Regions from separate parts of the Homo sapiens genome. Here region 1 is linked to region 2. Evidence: chromatin contacts called from ENCODE Hi-C or POLR2A ChIA-PET data. All regions are on one chromosome and are shown on one strand. Each heading gives the region's core, a stretch centred on a gene start or an enhancer-like site at or near the end of the contact. The rest is flanking DNA. Distances are from core to core; before and after follow the strand shown.

What was found. A loop is a pair of places that touch in the nucleus more often than their neighbours do. ChIA-PET counts read pairs that join two places held with the same protein, here RNA polymerase II (POLR2A). Pooled maps may share reads with other maps.
Region 1: a loop to region 2 is called in a map with no recorded cell type, with 7 times the contacts of the local background. The contact joins two enhancer-like sites. A Hi-C loop is called at or near these places in 1 of 37 single-sample maps with no recorded cell type and 1 of 50 pooled maps. POLR2A ChIA-PET finds 5 or more read pairs at or near these places in 1 of 52 experiments (H1).

Annotation. Positions count from the first base shown.
Region 1 is chr1:199,975,297-199,977,996 of GRCh38, reverse strand. No RefSeq gene overlaps it. Among named protein-coding and RNA genes, the nearest start is that of NR5A2, 51 kb to the left of the region's middle. Within about 2 kb of position 1,321, at least 3 of the 41 ENCODE cell types and tissues checked have a DNase peak (open chromatin) inside an H3K27ac peak, as active enhancers do.
Region 2 is chr1:199,398,932-199,401,631 of GRCh38, reverse strand. No RefSeq gene overlaps it. Among named protein-coding and RNA genes, the nearest start is that of LINC02789, 250 kb to the right of the region's middle. Within about 2 kb of position 1,356, at least 2 of the 41 ENCODE cell types and tissues checked have a DNase peak (open chromatin) inside an H3K27ac peak, as active enhancers do.

The DNA.
Region 1 (2,700 bases), core at 72-2,571, 580 kb before region 2:
CAAGTGATCTGCCCGCCTTGGCTTCCCAAAGTGCTGGGATTACAGGTGTGAGCCACCACACCTGGCCTTGAAAATTCCCCAATTATTGAGGAAGGAGAAAAAAATCTTTTGCTCACTGTCAGTAGAAAAGAAGCTGCTTCTAGCCAGATTTACACATACAAAGTAAAGTCAAGAATTTAAGGAACTGAAAGATTAACGTTCTCTTGAAACAGATATTTGAGGTCAAAGTGGTTTGTTTTTTTTTTTTTGCATCTGAATTCTCTAGTTAATTGCCACAATACTTGCTTTTAACTTGCTTATGGGGGATTTAACCCATTAAAATGGAGCAGCCAGGCGCGGTGGCTCACACCAGTAATCCCAGCACTTTGGAAGGCTGAGGCAGGAGTTTGAGATCAGCCTGGCCAACATGGTGAAGCCCCGTCTCTACTAAAGATACAAAAAAATTAGCCAGGTGTGGTTGTGGGCACCTGTAATTCCAGCTCTTTGAGAGGTTGAGGCAGGAGAATCGCTTGAACCCGGGAGGTGGAGGTTGCAGTGAGCTGAGATTGCGCCATTGCACTCCAGCCTGGGCAGCAAGAGCAAAACTCCGTCTCAAAAAAAAAAAAAAAAAAAGAAGCAATTGAGAAATGGTCTTCAGACTTCAGGCACTGTAGGCCCGCTGCCTCGGGTTACTCAGGTCCTGCATTTGCTCATTAGATCACAAATATTTACTGGGCACCCACCTCCTGCCAGGCACTGTCTGAGACCTGGTCCTGCAGCAGGGAACTAGACAAACTAGGTGCTTGCTCTCGTGGGATTTATATTCAAGTGGGATAGAGAGCAAAAAGAAAGAATCAAGATTTTTAGAAGCGTGTGGTTATTATCAGATGGGTGGTTACATCACTGTGGAAGGCAGGCGTGTGGATCTTGCTTTAGAAGGAGTGGTCAGGGAAGGCCCCACCAGGGAGCTTCAGTGAGAAGCAGCTGGCTATGTAAATATGTGGGGAAAACTGGGTTTCAGGCAGAGGGAACACTAAATGTAAAAGATCCTGATTCCGGAAAGGTTGGCTGTGTCATCTACTGGATTTCCTCGATTTTACTCAATCTCCTGTTTGTTAATCTAGGCAGATACTATATACAATTATCTGGGGAGTAGCCATTATTAGCCATAGTCCTTGGAGATGAAAAAGGACTTTGCCTTCTTCCATTACTCTGCATAGATGTCAGTCTCATCTAAGAGATCGTGGGAGGGGAAAGCTTTTAAGAGGGCCTGACAGCCTTAAGGAGCACAGTTTGATTTTCCTTGAGTGTGCTAATGTTAGCACAAATACTGGCTGTGCTGCCAGCATATTTCCACACACGTGGCTACAGGGATGATGGAGGTAGTCATTTATTGATTTGAGTTAGTTGCAACATTGTTTCCTTTTAACTAGAAAACTCATGTTCTGACAATTTCTTTCCGGGAGTTCCCTAGGGAGGGAATTTTTATGAGAATTATCTTCTGTCTTGATTTCTTACAGGTTGATGCTCAGGAAAGCAGTCAAATTGACTAGGTGGTTCACATTCTGCACTGGGTAATTTTAAATGGGACTAATGAACAAACAAAATAGATTTTTTAATTTTAATGTTTATTATTATTATTATTATTATTATTATTATTTGAGACGGAGTCTCGCTCTGTCTCCCAGGCTAGAGTGCAGTGGCGCGATCTTGGCTCACTGCAACCTCCGCCTCCCAGGTTCAAGCGATTCTCCTGCCTCAGCCTCCCTAGTAGCTGGTACTACAGGCGCGTGCCGCCACGCCCGGCTAATTTTTTGTATTTTTAGTAGAGACGGGGTTTCATCATGTTAGGCAGGATGGTCTCGATCTCCTGACCTCGTGGTCCACCCACTTCAGCCTCCCAAAGTGCTGGGATTACAGGCGTGAGCCACCGCGCCGGGCTACAAAATAGATTTTTTTAAAAAAACAGATCACTTATTTCTAACTAACCCTTGGGAATGCTCAGATTTCTAGGCTTTGTTTTATTTATTTATTTTTTAAGTTAATTTTTTTTTTTTTTTTGAGATGGAGTCTCCCTCGGCTCACTGCAACCTCTGCCTCCTGGGTTCCAGAGATTCCTGTGTCTCAGCCTCAGGAGTAGTTGGGATTGCAGGCGTAAACCATCGTGCCTGGCTTTGGATTTCCAGCCTTTGAATGGATCATTTTGCATACTCATAGTGTTGAAGAACATTAAATTTGCCTCATGCGTGCAGACTTTTTCTTCTTTGCATTTGAATGAATACTTTCAATAATACCTAGCAGTAAAGGGCCCTCAATAAAATAAACATCAGCTGAATAAATTAATGGTAGAAAAATCTAAAAGACAGCCTTCCTCTAACTCCTCCTCTATGTGATTTTCTCCTTTGAGAAAGACAACCCTGAGAGAATTCTGACTGACTCACAGAGGTGGCCTACTATAGACTGCTTTTCTCCTTTTTTTCTTTCTTTCTTTTTTTTTTTTTTGTTTTTTGAGATGGAGTCTCACTCGGTCGCCCAGGCTGCAGTGCAGCGGCGCAATCTTGGCTCACTGCAACCTCCGCCTCCTGGGTTCAAGCAATTCTCTGCCTCAGCCCCCAAGCAGCTGGGATTACAGGCGTCTGCAACCATGTTTTTTCTTTTCTTTTCTTTTTTTTTAATCTCCTTTCAAGAAAACCTCTTTTCTACTTTTACTATAGAAGGACA
Region 2 (2,700 bases), core at 107-2,606:
AAGTTGCATTTTATTAATTAGAGCTGGAATTTTATTTCTTCATTGTTAAATGTTGTTGCTATTGGAAACATTACTTAAATAATTGTTGGTTTATTGCACAGGTTGGTTAAGGTCAAGGAGACTAAATCCTATCCTGGATTTCAGAGATAACAGAACATATCTGTTTTGATCAGGGAGGTACCATGTGTAAAAAGACGTTCTCTCTCTGGGATCATACCACTTTGCGATTTTAAGATCTTTAATATTTTATGCATTGTGCATTTGTCAGACAAGAAGATACTTTTCCCCATTAAAAAGACATTTCTATTGAGGAAATTGTAGGCCAAAATAACAGCTTATATTTCAGTTAGTAAAAGTTGACCAAAGCTATAAAAGTACAAAGTGTAATTCTACAAGGAATATAACAAATATAATTATAAACCATTAATTACTTTTTTATCTTGATTTTTATCTTTATATTGTGTATGGTCTTAAAAACAGTGATTTTGAAATTAAATATGTTTAAAATAATTATTTAAAGCAAACTATTCAATATTTAAGGCTGTTTTTAATTATTTGGCTTTCTGTGTTTAATTGCACAGTTCTCTAATTCTGCTCTCCATGAAAATGTAGTCCTAATTCCTTCCCCCCAACTCCCCTCCCCTCCCCCCTCCCCTCCCTCCCTCCCTCCCTCCCTGCCTTCCTTCCTTCCTTCCTTCCTTTGGAGACAGGGTCTCCCTCTGTCACCCAGGCTGAAGTGCAGTGGCACGATCATGGTATACTGCAGCCTCAAACTCCTGGGCTCAAGCAATTCTTTCTCCTCAGCCTCCCAAGGAGCTGGGACTGCAAGTACACACCACCATACCACAGGGTTATTTTACATTTTTTCTAGAGACAGGGTCTTGCATTATTGCTCCAGCTTATTCCAAACTCCTGGCTTCAAGTAATCCTCCTGCCTCAGCCTCCCAAAGTATTGGTATTATAGGCATGAACCACTGCACTCAGCTTGTAATCACAATTTCTTATTTTGTCCTTCACAGGATATATAGTTCCACTTTCTAATTTCACCACAAGGTGAGGGTTCATGAAAGGGAATTGGGTAGAAAAACTAGTTATGACAAAGAAAAAGAGGAAGGAAAACAAAAGAAGTGCTTTATGTTTCTCACACTCACTCTTCCTCTGCTTACATCCTTAAAACTCAAGTCTTTTCCTCCTTAGTTTAAAATCCCCTGGAACGAAACAGTGGAGGTTTTATAGCTTAGTCTATTGAATTGGCCCTAACTCATTCTCTGAAGGTAGATGGACAACACAACAATAATAAAACCCTGAGAAAATCACACACACACACACACACACACATACACACACACACACAAACAACAGAGGCACACAAGGCTGGCTGACTACTTTGGTTATTAGAGCAGGCCTGGGTGGGTAAACATAGATAGTCAGAAGCAAAAGGTAGAGAATCGGAGAAAGAGGAACATCCTGAGAATTACACAGGAAACATATTCTGGGCACTCACAGACAACTCTGCCTTGAGGGCTTGTTCTGTCATCAACTTTTCGTTTCCTTCATACCCTTTATCTATCTTACTTCCTATCTTTATTGATGTCAACAAAAAGAGCCAAACTGTAAAATATTTGAAGAGATTTCTTCTGAGCCAAATATGAGTGACCAATGGTCCTCAGGAGATTCTGAGAACATGTGCTGAAGGTGGTCAGGTACAGCTTGGTTTTATACATTTTAAGGAGACATCAAACACCAAGCAAAACATGTAAGATGTACCTTAGTTCAGTCTGGAAAGGCAGGACAACTGAAAGTGGGGGTTTCCATGTCATAGGCAGATTCAAAGATTTTCTGATTGGCAATTGGTTGAAAGAATTATTTATCAATACAAAGGAGTGTCTGGGTTATGATAAGGGATTGTGGATACCAAAGTTGTTTTTTAATTTGAAACAGAGTTTTGCTCTGTTGCCCAGGCTGGAGTGCTGTGGTGCGATCTCAGCTCACTTCAAGCTTCGCCTCCCAGGTTCACACCATTCTCCTGGCTCAGCCTCCCAAGAAGCTGGGACTACAGGTGCCCGCCACCACGCCTGGCTAATTTTTTTGTATTTTTAGTAGAGATGGGTTTCACTGTGTTAGCCAGGATGGTCTCAATCTCCTGACCTCGTGATCTGCCTGTCTCAGCCTCCCAAAGTGCTGGGATTACAGGCGTGAGCCACCACGCCCAGCTGTGAATACCAAAGTTTCATCATGCAGTTGAGCCTCCAGGTAGCAGCCTTCAGAGAATAGATCATAAATATTTTTTAGCAGACTTAAACAGTCATGTTCTATCAGTAATTCCAAAAGGGAGGAGGGTATAATGAGGCATGTCTGGCTCCCCTCTTCCCATCGTGGCTTGAACTAGTTTTCAGGTTAGCTTTGGAATGCTCTTAGCTGAGAGGAGGGGTCCATTTATGTGGTAGGGGAGCCCTTAGACTTTTATTTTTGGTTTACATTGATAAAGTATTTCCCTAGACCAGGGAAGACAGAGTTCCTGGCTCCTATTGGTTGGAAGGGAGGAAGAAGTAGAGGGTCTAACTACTATTCGCCACAATGATTCTAAGGGCAAGTGCTTCATGGGTTCCAACTAATCACCTACAAATAACTTAAGAACAAAACTATTTCTGTTGTGGTGGCTGGATGTATATTGATGCCTTTTTATCTGGGATGAATCTA